6 separate regions of the Homo sapiens genome follow, and regions 2, 3, 4, 5 and 6 are each linked to region 1. A link is a contact called in ENCODE Hi-C data. All regions are on one chromosome and are shown on one strand. The core of a region is the stretch at or near the end of the contact, and the rest is flanking DNA. Distances in the headings are between cores, read along the strand shown.

Evidence for each region. A loop is a pair of places that touch in the nucleus more often than their neighbours do. Pooled maps may share reads with other maps.
Region 2: a map of ascending aorta shows a loop between it and region 1 (11-fold over the local background). The contact joins the promoter of PPP2R3B here to the promoter of ASMTL in region 1. A Hi-C loop is called at or near these places in 3 of 168 maps with a recorded cell type or tissue (CD4-positive, alpha-beta memory T cell, ascending aorta and naive thymus-derived CD4-positive, alpha-beta T cell), 11 of 37 single-sample maps with no recorded cell type and 25 of 50 pooled maps.
Region 3: a loop to region 1 is called in a pooled map, with 9 times the contacts of the local background. The contact joins the enhancer-like site here to the promoter of ASMTL in region 1. A Hi-C loop is called at or near these places in 3 of 37 single-sample maps with no recorded cell type and 15 of 50 pooled maps.
Region 4: a loop to region 1 is called in a map of CD8-positive, alpha-beta T cell, with 21 times the contacts of the local background. The contact joins the promoter of PLCXD1 here to the promoter of ASMTL in region 1. A Hi-C loop is called at or near these places in 1 of 168 maps with a recorded cell type or tissue (CD8-positive, alpha-beta T cell), 4 of 37 single-sample maps with no recorded cell type and 6 of 50 pooled maps.
Region 5: a loop to region 1 is called in a map of tibial artery, with 14 times the contacts of the local background. The contact joins the promoter of GTPBP6 here to the promoter of ASMTL in region 1. A Hi-C loop is called at or near these places in 6 of 168 maps with a recorded cell type or tissue (Caco-2, GM12878, naive thymus-derived CD4-positive, alpha-beta T cell and 2 more), 16 of 37 single-sample maps with no recorded cell type and 26 of 50 pooled maps.
Region 6: a map of ascending aorta shows a loop between it and region 1 (25-fold over the local background). The contact joins the promoter of ARSD here to the promoter of ASMTL in region 1. A Hi-C loop is called at or near these places in 1 of 168 maps with a recorded cell type or tissue (ascending aorta), 1 of 37 single-sample maps with no recorded cell type and 14 of 50 pooled maps.

Annotation. Positions count from the first base shown.
Region 1 is chrX:1,451,554-1,454,385 of GRCh38, reverse strand. ASMTL (acetylserotonin O-methyltransferase like) reads left to right here and starts at 1,477. Exons shown (of 13, transcript NM_004192.4): 1 at 1,477-1,638. The coding sequence starts at 1,546.
Region 2 is chrX:385,272-388,184 of GRCh38, reverse strand. PPP2R3B (protein phosphatase 2 regulatory subunit B''beta) reads left to right here and starts at 1,278. Exons shown (of 13, transcript NM_013239.5): 1 at 1,278-1,817. The coding sequence starts at 1,494.
Region 3 is chrX:2,708,964-2,712,036 of GRCh38, reverse strand. All of the region lies in intron 1 of CD99 (CD99 molecule (Xg blood group)), which reads right to left. Among named protein-coding and RNA genes, the nearest start is that of CD99, 19 kb to the right of the region's middle. Within about 2 kb of position 1,341, at least 17 of the 41 ENCODE cell types and tissues checked have a DNase peak (open chromatin) inside an H3K27ac peak, as active enhancers do.
Region 4 is chrX:279,618-282,630 of GRCh38, reverse strand. PLCXD1 (phosphatidylinositol specific phospholipase C X domain containing 1) reads right to left here and starts at 1,250. Exons shown (of 7, transcript NM_018390.4): 1 at 947-1,250.
Region 5 is chrX:317,488-320,420 of GRCh38, reverse strand. It overlaps GTPBP6 (GTP binding protein 6 (putative)), which reads left to right and starts at 1,625. Exons shown (of 10, transcript NM_012227.4): 1 at 1,625-1,982. The coding sequence starts at 1,634. LINC00685 (long intergenic non-protein coding RNA 685) reads right to left here and starts at 1,276. Exons shown (of 1, transcript NR_027232.1): 1 at 1-1,276.
Region 6 is chrX:2,927,963-2,930,789 of GRCh38, reverse strand. It overlaps ARSD (arylsulfatase D), which reads left to right and starts at 1,451. Exons shown (of 10, transcript NM_001669.4): 1 at 1,451-1,558. The coding sequence starts at 1,515. RefSeq lists silencers at 1,434-1,783, 1,804-1,963.

The sequences.
Region 1 (2,832 bases), core at 228-2,727:
GCACAGCTCACGCGCGCCCCCTGCAGCCTGCGGCGCGCAAGGGACCCGCTGCCCTGGAGGTGGGCTCCGTTTAGGGAGGGAAGGCACAGCCGGGCGTCCCCCACCTCACAGCGCCCGCCCTGGTCCCATCCCTGCGCCCCCAGCACCGCGCCCCCAGGGGGTCCCCACGCCGCGCCCATCACCACGCCCGCGCGGATCCCCAGTGTCCACGCCCCTCCCACAAGGACCCCCACCTTCTCCACGCCCCTCCCACCAGGCACGCGGGGACCCCCCCCCCACCCATCTCCCCGCCCTTCCCACCCGGCCCGCGGGGACCCCCATATCCATACCCCTCCGAGCATTCTCGCGGGGACCCTCATCTCCAAACCCCTCCCACCATCCCCGCGGGGATCCCCATCTCCACGCCCCTCCCACCAGGCCCGTGGACACCCCCATCTCCACGCCCCTCCCACCAGGCCCGTGGACACCCCCATCTCCACGCCCCTCCCACCAGGCCCGTGGACACCCCCATCTCCACGCCCCTCCCACCAGGCCCGTGGACACCCCCATCTCCACGCCCCTCCCACCAGGCCCGTGGACACCCCCATCTCCACGCCCCTCCCACCAGGCCCGTGGACACCCCCATCTCCACTCCCCTCCCACCAGGCACGAGGACATCCCCATCCCCACGCCACTCGCACCGGGTCCGCGGGGAACCCCCTATCTCTACCTTCCCCGACGCGGCTCCCACAAGACCCCCATCTCTGCGCCGGGCCCCTCCACGTGCGGGTAAGAACCCCCCACCCCCACAACTGCCCACAACCGCAGCTGCGGAAACCCAGCATTTCCACTCCCCACGCCGCGCCTGCAAGGAACCCCAAGTATCCACGCCAGCCTTTCCTCCCCGGGACCCCGCAGCTGCCTGCGCCATTGCAGGTCTTGGCGCCGCAGGCGGGGTGGGGAGGGGCGGGGCGAGCGCCGGGGGCGGGGACGGGGCCCGGGAGGCGGAGCTGGGGGCGGTGCTTCACCAAGCGGCCGGGGCGGTGCCCGGGGGGGAGGCGGGCGGGGGTGTGGCCTGGGCGTGGCCTCACGGGGAGCTCAATGGCGGCGTGGCATGGGCGTGGCCTGGCGGAGAGGGCAAGGAGGTGTGGCCTGGGCGTGGCCTGGCGGAGCGGTCAATGGCGGCGTGACATGGGCGTGGCCTGGCGGAGAGGGCAATGGAGGTGTGGCCTGGGCGTGGCCTGACGGAGAGGGCAATGGAGGCGTGGTCTGGGCGTGGTCTCAGGGGAGATCAATGGGGCGTGACATGGGCGTGGCCTGGTGGAGAGGGCAATGGAGGTGTGGCCTGGGCGAGGCCTGACGGAGTGTTCAATGGAGGCGTGGCCTGGGCGCGGTCTCGCGGGGAGGCCACTGAAGGCGCGGACTGGGCGTGGCCTCGCGGAGGCGGGCGGGGGCGTGGCCTCGCGGAGGCGGGACTCTGGCCGCCTGTTTTTTTTGCAGCCGCGCTGCGCGCACCGCGGGCTCCGGGCTCAGAAGTGCGGACGCCCGGCTCCCGGCGTGGACGCCATGGTGCTGTGCCCGGTGATTGGGAAGCTGCTGCACAAGCGCGTGGTGCTGGCCAGCGCCTCCCCACGCCGTCAGGAGATCCTCAGCAACGCGGTACGGCCTGGGCCTGGGCGGGGCAGGGGACCGGGGACGGAGGGGCTGAACCCCGGAGGGCCCAGCGACTCAGGAACTCTAGGGATAGGGATGGGAGAGTGACCCGAGACCCTTAGGGATGGGGGAGGGGAGAGTGTCCCGGGACCTCCAGGGATAGGGTTGGGGAGAGTGACCCGGAACCTCTAGGGATGGGGGAGGGGAGAGTAACCCGGAACCCCCTAGGCATGGGGGTGGGGAGTGACCTGGGTCCCCATAGGGATGGGGGAGGGGATCGTAACCCGGGACCCCTAGGAATGGGGAGGGTAGAGTGACCCAGGACCGCTAGGGATGGGGACAGCAGAGTGACCCCGGAGCCCCATGGATGGGGATGAGGAGAGTAACCCGGGACCCCCAGGCATGGGGATGGGGAGAGTAACCCGGGACCTCCAGGGTTGGGGATGGGGAGAGTAAGCCGAGACCCCCCCTAGGGATGGGGGTGGGGGAGTAACCCGGGACCCCTAGGGATGGGGGAGAGGAGAGTAACCCGGGACCCCCAGGCATGGGGATGGGGAGAGTAAGCCGAGACCCCCAGGAATGGGGTTGGGGAGAATAACCCGGGACCCCTAGGGATGGGGTTGGGGAGAGTGACCCAGGACCCCCTAGGGATGGGGGAGGGGAGAGTAACCCGGGACCCCCCTAGGGGTGGGGGAGGGGAGAGAAACCCGGGACACCTTAGGGATGGGGTTGGAGAGAGTAACCTGTAACCTGGGACCCCCTAGCGATGGGGGTGGGGAGAGTAACCCAGGACGCCCTAGGCATGTGGTTGGGGAGAGTGACCCGGGACCCCCTAGGGATGGGGAGGGAGGAGTGACCCAGGACCGCTAGGGATGGGGACAGCAGAGTGACCCCGGAGCCCCATGGATGGGGATGGGGAGAGTAACCCGGGACCCCCAGGCATGGGGATGGGGAGAGTAACCCGGGACCTCCAGGGTTGGGGATAGGGAGAGTAAGCCGAGACCCCCCTAGGGATGGGGGTGGGGAGAGTAACCCGGGACCCCTAGGGATGGGGGAGAGGAGAGTAACCCGGGACCCCTAGGAATGGGGAGGTCAAGTGACCCGGGACCCCCCTAGGGATGGGGGTGGGGAGAGTGACCCGAAACCCCTAGGCATGGGGTTGCAGGGAGTGACCCAGAACCCCCTAGGAATGGGGATGGG
Region 2 (2,913 bases), core at 29-2,528, 1.1 Mb after region 1:
TCTGTCGCCCAGGCTGGAGTGCAATGGTGTGATCTCAGCTCACTGCAACCTCCACCTCCTGGGTTCAAGCAATTCTCCCGCCACAGCCTCCCGAGTAGCTGGGACTACAGGCACACGCTACTATGCCCGGCTAATTTTTCTATTTTTAGTAGAGATGGTGGGGGCGGTTTCACTATGCTGGCCAGGCTGGTCTCGAACTCCTGACTTCGTGATCTGCCCGCTTCAGCCTCCCAAAGTGCCGGGATTACAGACTTGAGCCACCGCGCCCGGCCAAGGGTTACTTATTGAGTCTGGCTCGATTTATGCAGCTCAGAAGTAGGAGAACCTGGCTCATAAAAGACCTTGAAATTACTCTCTAACAGGGTGCAACACCAGGTGAAACCCTATTTTGATAAAAAATGAATAAAAAGCGGGGCAAGATGTAAAGGAAACAGGTGCATGTGTGCCAGACAGATGATAATGCAGTGTTTTTATGGATACTGTTAAAAGCAGAAACAAAAACGACCATTGGGTAAAGTTATTTAACTAATGTCACCTCCCTGGACGTGGATGATTTTTGCAATTTTCAACGCACTTCACGCTCATCCCTGAACACCAACGTTTAAAGGGGTCCAACTCCTCCAACCTGTCTCTACTGTTTGATAAGCAAAGCTAAAGTAAACGGGGCCCTTTGGGTCCCAGGTAGCCCGCTGTTATTGAAAAGTTTGATCTTTTCCTCGCGCGCTCCCGTAGGACGCACGCTCGCTCCCGAGCTCGGCGGGCGCGCACCCCGCATGCTCGCTCGTTCCCGGTGCCTCCCACTGCGCAGGCGCACTCCCGTCCTCCAGCCCCACCCGCTCACACACCTCCCAGCCTCTGGCTTGCGCCCCGCGGGCAGCCATTGCGCACGCTCACCCGACCGGCCTCCCGAACTCCGCTCCTCCACCGCTATGCACGGCGCATGCTCCATGCGGAGGTTCCACCCTCTCCTCGCTCTGGCAGGCACGCATTGCGCATGCTCGCATTTCCGCAGCTCTAGGACTGCCACGCCGCCATGGGCCGCGCCTCTAAAAATCCTAAACGCAGAAAGAGCTCGGGCGGTACGGCCGCCACAGCCCCTCCCTCGTCCTCACCGCAGCCGCTCGGCCCCACCAAAGCCTCCTGCAAAAGCTCCGAGGGCCGCGGGGCGCGCGTGGCTAGCGGCGGCGTCGCCTCGTGATGACATCGTCGCGATGACGCGACGCAGTGACGTGAACGCGGGCGCCCTTGTTTGGGAGCGCGGCCGGCGCGCCCGTTTTGAAGCTGCCCTGAGCAGCGCGGGCCGGACCGCGCCCCCTCCTCGGTCCCCGCGCCCCGCGAGTCCGCGCAGTTCCCGAGGCGCGGGCCCTGTTCCCTGCGCCGCGCCCCCTCAGCGGGCCGTGCTCGCATCACCGAGGTCGGTCCGGGGCGGACCGAAGCCCCCGGGGCGGGGCGGGGCGCGGGCGTCCGGGGGCGCCGCGGGCCCAGCCCCCGCCATGCCGCCCGGCAAAGTGCTGCAGCCGGTCCTGAAGATGAAGGTGGACGAGCTGTTCCTGTACTGGCTCAGCGAGGCCAGCACGCAGCGGATGCTGCAGGACTGCCTGCGCCGGATCAAGGCGCCCGGGCGGGACCAGCCGACCCCGGGGGACGGGGAGCAGCCCGGGGCCTGGCCCACAGCCCCGCTCGCCGCCCCCCGGCCCAGCGGGCTCGAACCCCCGGGAACCCCCGGGCCGGGCCCTGCGCTGCCCCTGGGCGCCGCCTCCAGCCCCAGGAACGCGCCCCACGTTCGAGGCACCCGTAGATCCGCAGGGACGAGAGTAGTAAGTTACTCTTCCTTCTGCTAACAACTGCGCAGGTGGCTCTGGTCGCATAGTGGGCGTGTGGCTGCGCGATGGAGGCTGGTGGGCGAGCGTCAGACCCCAAAACGGTTTCATATTGAGTCTGTTCCCCGCCCCGACCCCCCCCACCACACACATACAGACAAGAAAGTCCCACGTACTGAACATTCCGTCATTGACAGTTGTTAACCTAAAAATCACACAATTTATAAAGGTAGAAAGGCTTCCTATTTTATTTTATTTTATTATTTTAATTTGTTTTAATTTTGAGACAGAGTTTTGCTCTGTTGCCCAGGCTGGAGTACGATGGCGCGATCTTGGCTCACTGCAACCTCTGCCTCCCAGGTTCAAGCGATTCTCCTGCCTCAGGCTCCCGAGGAGCTGGGACTTACAGGCACGTGCCACCACGCCTGGCTGATGTTGTATTTTTAGTAGAGACTGGGTTTCCCCCATGTGGGCCAGGCTGGTCTCGAACTCCTGACCTCAAGTGATCCTCCCGCCTTGGCCTCCCAAAGTGCTGGGATTTCAGACGTGAGTCACTGCGCCTGGTCCGTTTTTTATTTATTTTACAATTCTTTGGAGACAGGGTCTTGCTCTGTCTCCTAGGCTGGAGTGCAGTGGCGCAAACACAGTTGGACTTCCTGCCTCAGCCTCCCCAGTAGCTGGGATTACAGGCGTGCACCATCACGCCAGGCTAATTTTTGTTTATTTATTTATTTATTTATTTTTGCAGAGACGAGGTCTTGCTATGTTACCTAGAGTGCTCTGGAATTCCTGGGTCCAAGCAATCCTCCCGCTTCGGCCTCCCAAAATCCCACTGTATTTCTTAGAAGAAACGCCATTTATTTCATAGAAGGTGATTATACACCGCAGGTGAGAAGCGCAGCCTCTGGCTAATGTACCTGTAATCTCAGCTACCCGGGAGGCTGAGGCAGGAGAATCACTGGAACCCAGGAGGCAGAGGCTGCACTCCAGCCTGGGCACCAGAGCAAGACTCCATCTCAAAAAAAAAAAAAAAAAAAAAAAAAAGAAAACTAAAAACAAGCACTTGGAGGGAAGAAAAGATGAGACGGGAATT
Region 3 (3,073 bases), core at 92-2,591, 1.3 Mb before region 1:
GAGACAGAGTCTCACTCTGTTGCCCAAGCTGGAGTGCGATGATCTTGGCTCACTACAACCTCCGCCTCCTGGGTTCAAGCAATTCTCCTGCCTCAGCCTCCTGAGTAGCTGGGACTATAGGCGCCCGCCCATCATGCCCAGCTAATTTTTTGTATTTTTACTAGAGACGGGGTTTCACCATGTTGGCCAGGCTGGTCTTGAACTCCTGACCTCAGGTGATCCACCTGCCTCAGCCTCCCAAAGTGCTAGGATGACAGGCATGAGCCACCGCACCCAGCCAACCTCCTTCTTTTTTAAAGCTGAATACCATTCCATTGTGAATATACCCTATTTTCTTTGTTCATTTAATAGCTTTATTGAGGCATAGTTTACATAGCATGAAAGGCACTTATTCTCACTGTGCAAATGAATGGCTTTTAGTGAATGTACAGAGTTGATATAGCACATTTTCTTTCTGCATTCATCCCTTGATGGGCTCTTCCATTGACTGCATGTCTTGGCTACTCCGAATGGTGCTGCAATAAACATGGGAGGGGAGTGTCTCTTTGACATACTGATTTCCTTTCCTTATCCCAAATAAACATATATATATATACACACATACACATACTATATATATATATAATACACACACATACTATATATACACATACTATATACATACATACTGTATATACACATACTATGTATACACACACTACATATATACACACCATATACATACATACTATATATACTATATATACATACTATATATACGAATTATATATTTATACAAATATATATATACACATATATATATTATATATATATAGACTTGCCCTGACTTGCTGGGAATACCCTGAAGGTTTAGAAGTCATCTCTGGGGCCGGGTGCGGTGGCTCACACCTGTAATCTCAGCACTTTGGGAGGCCAAGGTGAGAGGATCACGAGGTCAGGAGTTCGAGACCAGCCCAACCAACATGGTGAAACCCCGTCTCTACTATAAATACAAAAAAATTGGCCAGGCGTGGTGATATGCGCATGTAATCCCAGCTACTCAGGAGGCTGAGGCAGGAAAATCGCTTGAATCCGGGAAGTAGAGGTTGCAGTGAGCAGAGATCATGCCACTGCACTCCAGCCTGGGTGACAGAGGGAGACTCCATCTCAAAAAAAAAAAAAAAAAAAAAGTCATCTCTACATATCTTCATATGTAGATACATTAGTAGAGGGACTGCTAGATCAATTCGTAACTGTTTCAATTTCCTCAAAACTCTCTTCCCCGGAAATGACAGTGCTTCCTTGAAGGCTTACCTTTGTTAGTGCCTCAGCGGTAGACGTGACTTCTAAACCCTATGGGCATTCCCAGCAAGTCAGGGCAAGTCCCCACCCCCTCCACCCCAACAAAGAGATTCCAAGAGTCCATAATGTATTCTTTAGCAAGAAAGACATTCTCTTTAGAAAGGTAGGAAGACTTAATAATAAGCAGACAGAACTGTCAGAATGTTAAAGAAAAAAAAGCAGCAGCAATGACAAAAAAAAACCCCACACGTGAAAGTAAAGTACAGATATTATTTTAAGTGTAACCCTTCTTATTTCTGTAATTTCACCCTCATAAACAGAAGATGATCATAGACACCGTCACTAAAGAAACAAAACAAAGCAACATAGGACAATCCCCTTAAAGTGACTCATCCTTCCCAAGCTTCAGGAAATACTCAGAAACGGCAGTCAAGGGCGTACGAGACTCGGAAGGTTTCTAAGACCAGAGTCTTGTCTTCTCCCACTCCTCGCTCACAGCAGAACCCAGGAAACTCCAGTGTCAGGAGGTGGCCTCCATTCCCCAGGACACCCCACGGCCGGAACACAGTGGTAAAACTAGAACTCTCCTCCCAGGTTCCACCCCACACCCTGCACTCCCATGCCCAGCTGCCTGACACAGAACACGCAATCCTAGCATGAGGACTGCTATATATTTCCACAGAAAGGGCATGTCAGCTGCAAAATCGCAGGGCACAGGGAAAACACAGTATGATCTCGATGCTTCCCTCACATGGGAAATGTCACATGTGGTACACATTTTTTTTTTCAAAGACCCTCCTGGCTTGCTGGGTTTTTGCATCTGTCCCTGGGCCTCAGGGGGGCCATTTGCCCACCCAGGTGTCCCCAAGCTTCCCCCAACCACCTTCGGGTTTAGGTCCATGCTTCTTGCTGGGCACCTCTGCATTCAACAGCTCTTCATGTGCTCTTTGCAACCAAGCCACATTTTGGATTTTTTCCAATGCAGGGCCTGGGTATACGTGTGCATGTCTATGTACATGCATGTGCGTGTCTATGTACATGCATGTGTGTGTCTATGTTCATGCATGTGCGCGTGTGGATGTGCTCATGTGTACATGTGTATTTCATATACGCGTGCTCATGCATTCATGTGGTTTCTGTGTGTGCACGTGTGTGCTCCTGCACGTATGTGTGGGTGTATGGTGTGGGCACACATGTGCATGCATATATGTATTGCACTGCATGTGTGTGCACACGTGTTTTCATGTGCATTGTGAGTGTGCTGAATGCACACCTGTTTGCATGTGTATATGTGCACAAGTGCACTGCATGAATATATATGTGCATTTGTTCATGTGTCTGCGTGTTTGCCTGTGTGCTTGTGTGCATATGTGTGAGGGTGCTATCTGAGCACACACCTGTGTGCATGCATATATGGGTGTGCATGTGCACTGCAGGAGTATGTGCATGTGCTTGTGTGTTTTCATGTGTGCTCACGTGCACATGTGACTTGCTGTGTGGGTGCACACGTGTGCATGCATGCATATATGCATGGCATGAGTGTGCATGCATGTATGTGCCTGTGTATGTGTGCATGCACATGTGTGTCTGTCTGGTGTGTGTCCATGGCCTGCCACCTCCCCAGCCTAGCTTGCCCCTCCCATCCTCCTCCATCACCCTCAGAGTCCACCAGCCTTTTCCTCCACATGACTTCCCTGGTCATAGCCACTGAGCTGGGACCAGGTGTCACTTAGAAGCTTCCTCCTTTTCTTGCTCCACCTGCCCTCAGAGGCCACAGTGACGATGCTCTGGC
Region 4 (3,013 bases), core at 1-2,500, 1.2 Mb after region 1:
CAGGTTCAAGCAATTCTCCTGCCTCAGCCTCCAGAGTAGCTGGGATTACAGGCGCCCGCCACCACACCTGCTTAATTTTTGTATTTTTGGTAGAGACGGGGTTTCACTATCTTGGTCAGGCTAGTCTTGAACTCCTGACCTCAGGTGATCTGCCTGCCTCGGCCTCCCAAAGTGCTGGGATTACTGGCGTGAGCCACGGTGCCCAGCTGTATGTACGGTTTTTTTTTTGTTTTGTTTTGTTTTTTTTAAAGACAGGGTTTCACTCTTGTTACCCAGGCTGGAGTGCAATGATGCAATCTCGGCTCACTGCAACCTCCGCCTCCCAGGTTCAAGCAATTCTCCTGCCTCAGCCTCCAGAGTAGCTGGGATTACAGGCGTCCGCCACCACGCCCGGCAATGTATGTAAGATTTTTAATCATTTAGATTAAAACTGATTAGATTAAAATCATTAGATCTAATTGATTTAATCAAATCAATTAGAATTGTTGATCTTGAGCCCAGAAATCAGCCTGTTGACAGTTTCACATCTGAGGAATGTTTCCTGGTGGACCTGAGGCCTCCTCTTAGAAATGAGACCTGGAGGGGCCGGGCACGGTGGCTCACGCCTGTCATCCCATCACTTTGGGAGGCTGAGGTGGGTGGATCACCTGAGGTCAGGGGTTCGAGACCAGCCTGGCCAACATGGTGAAACCCCATTTCTACTAAAAGTACAAAAAGTAGCCGGCCGTGGTGGCGCACGCCTGTAATCCCAGCTACTCAGGAGGCTGAGGCTTGAACCCGGGAGGCGGGGGCTGTAGTGAGCCACAATCACACCATTGCACTCCAGCCTGGGTGACAAAGTGAGACTCTGTCTCAAGAAAAAAGAAATGGGACAGAGAGGAAGGGAAGAAGCCCCGGCCTCCTGGAGAAGAGACAAACTTCAGCTGCCTGCAAACTGCAAACCCACCTTGAGTCCCACACGCAGGGGGAGTTCGGAATTCGAATTGTTGGTCTCGAGCCCAGAATGAAAGGCCTGGTCTCCCTGGGCCGCAAGAAAGGACGAGATCCTCTCGGTCTGCAGCTCCTGGCGGCTGCCCGCGTTGGCTTCACAAGGTTCTGTAATAATCCTGCTGCCTTCTCTTCCACACTGAGGCCAGGCTTCCCAGGTGGCTGCAGATTTTGTTCTTATTTACATCTTCCCAAAAGCCTTCCTCCCAGACCCTAAGCCAACACCAGCTACATGAACTCAGATCTTCCCTGCTGCCCGGAAGGAGGGAGGGAGGGAGGGAGGGAGGGAGGGTCCCGGGAGCCTGCTGGGCCCAGGAGGAGGAGCCCATTCTTTATCAGCCCGGGGGATGTCAGCTCAGCCTCTTTCTCCAAGAGAAGCAACCACACCTGTACCGCGGCTCCGGGTCCCCAGGAGGGAGCTGGCCCCTTCTCTGCAGCCAGCTGGAAAAGGCCCAGGACGGCTTCCCCTCCCCCTGCACGCCCCCCGCTCCGCCTGCACGGCCCCCCCTCCCCCTGCACGGCCCCCCTCCGCCTGCACGGCCCCCCCTCCCCCTGCACGGCCTCCCCTCCCCCTGCACGGCCTCCCTTCCCCCTGCACGGCCCCCCTCCCCCTGCACGGCCTCCCCTCCCCCTGCACGGCCTCCCCTCCCCCTGCACGGCCTCCCCTCCCCCTGCACGGCCCCCCTTCCCCCTGCACGGCCTCCCCTCCCCCTGCACGGCCTCCGCTGCCCCCTGCACGTACCCCCCTCCGCCTGCACGGCCTCCCTTCCCCCTGCACGGCCTCCCTTCCCCCTGCACGGCCTCCCCTCCCCCTGCACGGCCTCCCCTCCCCCTGCACGGCCTCCCCTCCCCCTGCACGGCCTCCCCTCCCCCTGCACGTCTTCCCCTCCGCCTGCACGGCCTCCCTTCCCCCTGCACGGCCTCCCTTCCCCCTGCACGGCCCCCCTTCCCCCTGCACGGCCTCCCCTCCCCCTGCACGGCCTCCCTTCCCCCTGCACGGCCTCCGCTGCCCCCTGCACGTACCCCCCTCCGCCTGCACGGCCTCCCTTCCCCCTGCACGGCCTCCCTTCCCCCTGCACGGCCCCCCTTCCCCCTGCACGGCCTCCCCTCCCCCTGCACGGCCTCCGCTGCCCCCTGCACGTACCCCCCTCCGCCTGCACGGCCTCCCTTCCCCCTGCACGGCCTCCCCTCCTCCTGCACGGCCTCCCCTCCCCCTGCACGTCTTCCCCTCTGCCTGCACGGCCTCCCTTCCCCCTGCACGGCCTCCCTTCCCCCTGCACGGCCCCCCTTCCCCCTGCACGGCCTCCCCTCCCCCTGCACGGCCTCCCTTCCCCCTGCACGGCCTCCCCTCCTCCTGCACGGCCTCCCCTCTGCCTGCAGGGCTGTGCAGTGATCTGCCTGGAGCATCCCAGCAGGGCCGCTGTGAGCCTCCGGATGCCCAGGGTCCCGGGGCCGCGGGGTGGAGGGGAGGTTAAAATGCAGGTCTGGGCGGGGCCCGCTGGCTCACGCCTGTAATTCGAGCACTTCAACACTTTGGGAGGCCGAGGCGGGCGGATCACCTGAGGTCAGGAGTTCGAAACCGGCCTGGCCAACATGGCAAAACCCCATCACTGGTAAAAATACAAAAATCATTTAGCCGTGCTGGCGCGCGCCTGTAGTCCCAGCTACTGGGAGGCTGAGGCAGGAGAATCGCTTGAACCCGGGAGGCGGAGGTTGCAGTGAGCCGAGATCGCGCCATTGCACTCCAGCCTGGGAGACAGAGTGAGACTCCCGTTCAAAAACAAAAAACCTTCGTCTCCACATCCTCTTATCTTAATGCAGATATTCCTTTCTACTAATAACTCTTTTTTTCTTCTTTTTTTTTTTTTCAGAGACAGGGTCTCGCTCTGTTGCGCAGACTGGTGTGCAGTGTCATGATCTCAGCTTACTGCAGCCTCCGCCTCCTGGATTCAAGCTATTCGCCTGCCTCAGCCTCCAGCACAGCTGGGATTACAAGCACTTGCCACCATTCCCAGCTAATTTTTTG
Region 5 (2,933 bases), core at 376-2,875, 1.1 Mb after region 1:
ATCCTCCTGGCATCTCCCAGGCCCCTGCCCCACTCAGAGCTCCACCGCAGGGGCTCCCGAGGCTGGACTCAGACCCGCTGGATCCCATCCAGGCCCCCAAGGCAGCAGTGGAGACCCTCAAGGCTGGACTCCAGCCCCTAATGTAGACTCAGGGACCCCTGGGATGGATGGGTTCGAACCCCCAAAGCTGACTTCAGGACCCTCAGAGCTGGACTCCACCCTCCAAGGCAGCATTCGGGACCCTCACGGCTGGACTCGAGGCCCACGGCAGACATGAAGACCCCTGGGAGGCGTCCGGGACCCCCAGGACTGAATTTGAGGCCCCCAGGCAGACGTGGGGGCCCCTGGGCGGTGGTCAGGACGCCTGGGGCTGGACCCAACCCCCAAGGCAGACGAGGAGAACCCCCGGGCGGCATCCGGGCCCCCCAGGGCTGGACTCAAGCCCCCAAGGCTAGACGTGGGGACCCACCTGGGCGGCGACCGGGACCCCCAGAGCAGGTCTCAAGCCCCAAAGGCAGACGTGGGGGCTCCTCGGCGACGTCCAGGACCCCCAGGGCTGGACTCAAGCCCCCAAGGCTAGACACGGTGACTCCGGGGTGGCGTCCGAGACTCCCACGGGGGAACTCCAGTCTCCAAGGTAGACGTGAGGACCCCCGGGCGGCATCGGGGACCCCCAGGGCGGGACTCGAGCCCCCAAGGCAGACGCGGGGATGCCGAGGCGGCGTCCAGGACCCCCAGGGCGGGACTCGGGCCCCCAAGGCAGACGCGGGGACGCCGAGGCGGCGTCCAGGACCCCCATGGCTGGACTCGAGCCCCCAAAGCAGACATGGGGACCCCCTGGGTGGCGTCCGGGACCCTGAGAGCTGGACTCGAGCCCCCAGGGCAGACGTGGGGACTCCGGGGCAGCTTCCGGGGCCCCCACGGCGGCTCTCCAGGTTCCAGGGCAGACGTGGAGACCCCTGGGCGACGTCACGGACGCCCAGGGCGGGACTCGAGCCCCCAAGGCAGACGTAGGGACCCCTGGGCGCCGTTCTCGATCCCCGGGGCTGGAGTCAAGCCCCCGAGGCGGCGTTCCGGACTCTCGCAATCAGACTTGGACTCCACCCAGCGCGGAACGGGGTAGGACGGGAGCGAGGACGAGGTGAGTGAAGGCAGCGCTGCCGCCGCCGCCGCCGCCGCCGAGGCTCGGGGTCCTGGCGCCTACCGGGCCGGCGGCTGCACCGCGGGATGGGTCTGCCAGGAGCCGCCCACGCCGAACAAGAAGCGGCCCGGTCCCGCCTCCCCCGCCGGCAGCGCGTGCCAATCACCAGCACCTGATGCGGGGCGACCAATGAGGAGCACGCCCTGCCGGGGCGCGGCGCTAGGGAGCCCGCCCCGGCCGCACGCCAATCACCAGCACGTGACAAGGGATGACCAATGAGGATCACGCCCTATGCTGCGGAGAGGCGCTGGTGAGCACGCCCCAGCTGCACGCCAATCACTAGCACGTGACGCCGGATGACCAATGAGGAGCACGGCCTGTGCCGGGGAGAGGCGCTGGTGAGCCAGCCCCGGCCGCACGCCAATCACGAGCACGTGATGAGGAGCGGCCTGTGGGCAGCCCCCGCCCCAACGTTCAGCCTCCAGACGCGCCATGTGGGCCCTGCGGGCCGCCGTACGCCCGGGGCTGCGGCTCTCCCGCGTGGGCCGCGGCCGCTCGGCTCCGCGGGCAGCCGCGCCGTCCTGCCCCGCGCGCGCGCTAGCCGCTGTCGGCCGCAGGAGCCCCGGGAATCTGGAGGGGCCGTGGGGCGGAGGGCGGGGCCTGCGGGCGGACGGCGGCCGAAGCCGCACGGGAGACGACGAGGAGGAGCCGGAAGATGCGGACGAGAACGCCGAGGAGGAGCTGCTGCGGGGAGAGCCTCTGCTGCCGGCGGGGACCCAGCGCGTGTGTCTGGTTCACCCTGACGTCAAGTGGGGCCCGGGGAAGTCGCAGATGACTCGAGGTGACCGCGGCAGGGCTTTCGGGGGAGAAACAGGAGCTGGAGACCTGGGGGCGGGGCTCTGAGGGGAGGGGGCTCATAGGTGGAGATTCAGGGGCGGGGCTCTGAAGGGACGATCTCATAGGTGGAGATTCAGGGGCGGGGTTCTGTGGGGAGAATCTCATAGGTGGAGGCGCAAGGGCGGGGCTCTGCAGGAAGGATTTCATAGGTGGAGATTCAGGGGCGGGACTCGGGAGAATCATAGCTGGCGATGCAAGGGCGGGGCTCTGGGGAGGCTCATAGGTAGAGATTCAGGGACGGGGCTCTGACCTGAGAATCTCATAGGTGGAGACCCAGGGCGGGGCTTTGAGGGGAAGAGCTCAGGTGGCGACGTAGGGGCGGGGCTTCAGGGGGCCAGGCTCTAAGGAGAGGGTCTGATGGTTGGAGATGCCAGGGCGTGGCGCTGAGGGGCGGGGCTCTGAGGGGAAGAGCTTATGGATGGTGATGCGGGGGCGGGGCTCTGAAGGGAGGATCTCATAGGTGGAGGTGCATGGGTGGGGTTCGGGGGAGGAGCCCATGGGTGAAAGGGCGGGGCTTATGGGGAAGAGGGGAGGATATCATTGGTGGAGGTGCGTGGGCGGGGCTTCGGGGGAGGGGCCTATGGGGTAAAAGTGCGGGGGCGGAGCTTATGGGGTGGAGTCCGTGGGATGGGGTGGGGCCCGTGGGGTCCGTGGGGTGGGGTGGGGTGGGGTGGGGTGGGGTGGGGTTGGGTGGGCCGGGGCGGTTCTCGCCGATGGGACCTACGTTTCTCTTGCTCTGGGTTAGAGGTAGGCACGGTGTGTTTGAGGTCAGGGAAGGGAGGGCGTCCAGCGGACCAATCTGTGTCTAGTCCCACCCCCCACCCCCCAGGAGGAAATGCAAATGAATAAGTCGCTGCACGTGTCAGAGTCTCATAAAGGTTGATTTTTCCCTTGG
Region 6 (2,827 bases), core at 202-2,701, 1.5 Mb before region 1:
GCACACCGGTAGTTCCACTTCCTTGGGAGGCGGTGACAGCCTCACCCTTGACAGCCTCAGCCTTGGAAAAAGAAAGTACTGTTAATCTTGAAGACTATGGAATCATTTTGTCCCTGACCAGTGGAAGAGGACCTAAGCAACCCCCTTTGAGGGAAAGTGGGTCACCTGGGCTGGAGGTAGGGATGTGATATTGTTTTGTAAGCTAGCATTTCCTACAAAATATGAATTTATACTTTGACCAGATCTTGCATTGTGAGGGGATGTGAGGGGATGAGGTAAGACATGAAGGGGCTTGAGAGAATCAGCGACTGGAGGTCAAGAGAGTTAGACAAAAACAAAGGCTCACTGCAGCCTCAACTCTCAGCCTTGATCTTTCTAGAGGTCAAAAGAGTTAAAAACAAAACAAACAAACAACAAAGGGAGAGCCAAAGATACAAAAAAAGCATTACGTGAGAGGGTAATGAGCAAAATAGCATCATTCAAAAACAAAAGGATGAGTCACAGAAAAGATGGGGAGGGGTCCAGGGCACAGTGATTAATCAAAAGGAGTAATTTCAACAGCAGTCTGATGAAAGAAACAAAGATAAAAATAGCAATTGGAATTAGCCGGGCGTGGTGGCACGCGCCTGTAGTCCCAGCTACTCGGGAGGCTGAGGCAGGAGAATCGCTTGAACCCAGGAGACGGAGGTTGCACTGAGCCGAGATCGCACCACTGCACTCCAGCCTGGGCGACAGAGTGAGTCCCTATCTCAAAATAATAATAATAATAGTAATAAAAGCAAAAAAAAAGGGCCCATCTAGCATTCCCCGTCCCAGACTTAGAGTACAAGTCCAGCATCCGGAACAGACATTTCAAACACCAAGCTTTGAGAAACTGAAATCGCAACTTGATTGCTCTGGGTAGGTCCTAAGACCCTTCCTGACAAAAAGAAAAGGGGCTCCCTGTGCTCAAGCCTAACTGGGTTTATTTTTTATTTTTATTTATTTATTTTTTGAGACGGAGTGTCACTCTGTCGCCCAGGCTGGAGTTGCAGTGGCGCGATCTCAGCTCACTGCAACCTCCACCTCCCGGGTTCAAGCAACTCTCCTGCTTCAGCCTCCCGAATAGCTGGGACTACAGACGTGAACTACCACACCCAGCTAATTTTTGTATTTTTAGTAGAGACGGGGTTTCACCAGGTTGGCCAGGCTGGTCTCGAACTCCTGACCTCAGGTGACCCACTCGTCTTGGCCTCCCAAACTGCTGGGATTCCAGGCGGGAGCCACCGCGCCCGGTCAATCGTAACTGGGTTTAATCAGCTCCTTAGCCCAGGCCTTCCCGTGTGACGACCTGGGAAAACCTGTTTCCACGCGCAGGTCCCGGAGGTCCCGAGAGCCAGGAGATGACGCGGATGAAGGAGGGGCGGGCGCCCGGCCCAGATCCCGCAGCTGAGAGGGCGGAAGCCTTGGCACTAGCGGCGCCCGGGCGCGGAGTGCGCAGGGCAAGGTCCTGCGCTCTGGGCCAGCGCTCGGCCATGCGATCCGCCGCGCGGAGGGGACGCGCCGCGCCCGCCGCCAGGTGCCTGGGACCCCGGGACGCGGCCCATACTAAGGCCTAGGGTGGGGGCCTGGGGAGGGGGTCGCGAGCACGGCGAGGGGCGCCCCGGGCGAGCCTGGGCCCCTGTAAAGGGCGTGGTTGTGTCCGGCGCCTTGTAGTCTCCAAAATGTAGCTGGAGGCGCGTTCTGTGCCCGGGAAAGACGCCAGACAGCAGAGCCCAGGGATGGGGGGCGACTGAGGGGACGAAGGGCGGGTGGAGGAGACCGAACTGAAGGGAAGGCGGAAGGGCAGGGAAAGAGAACAAAGGAGGAAGGGAAGGGAGGGCGGAGGAAGGCTGGCCGGGACCCGGAGGGAGCGGAAACTGGGCCGGTCACGCCCTGCTGGGTCCTCCGCCTTCCACGCCCAGCTACACCGCTGCCCGGATTCGGCCTTCAAAGGCTCCCTAAGACCCGCCCCGAACCGCGCCCCCCGCTCTGCCCCACTAAGACGCGCCCCGTCCCGCCCCAAGGCTCCATCCCCCGAAGCGTAGCCTTGCCCGCCCCACTTCCTAAGAGGCACCCCGTCCCGCCCCCAACCCCCCAGCTCGATGCCTTCCAGCACGGCCGTGTTCCCCGGGTCCACTAAGACGCTCCCTGTCCCTCCCCAACGCCCCGTCCTCCCGAGCACAGCTGTGACGCCCTCCCGATTTCTAAGAAGGCCCCTTCCCGCCCCCCGCCTCTTCGGCCCCACCATGACATGCTCCATCCCGCCCCCCGGCCCTTTGCCTTCCCAGCACGGCTGTGCCCTCCCCCTCATCCCACTAAGACGCGCCCCGTCCTTCCCCCAGACCCCATCCTCCCAAGCACGGCTGTGACTCCCCCAACACGCTCGGTAAGACACGCCCCTTTCCCCCCCGTGGGCTTCATTGGGCGCCCTCCCCCCAGCACCGCCGTGCCTACCCCGGTCACCCCCCAAGACTTCTCTGTCCCGTCCCCATCTCCACCACAAGCGCGGCCGTTACTTCCCTCTGGCCATCCCCCGGCGCCTTGGCCTTGTGCCGCCTCCATGTCCCCACCCTCTAGCACCGCCATGCCCCGCTGCACTTCCTCAGATGCGCCGGGTCCTGCATTCCCAGCTTCATTTGCGCCCCAGTGCCACCGGTAGAGGGTCGTGACTGCAAGTTGTCCAGGTTCTTGGCGTTTTGAACAAAGAATTGGACAAAACGCCCAGCAAAGAAAGAATGAAGCAACAAAAGAAGGAAAGCAGGGATTTATTGAAAACAAAAGGACACGTCACAGTGTGGGAGCCGAC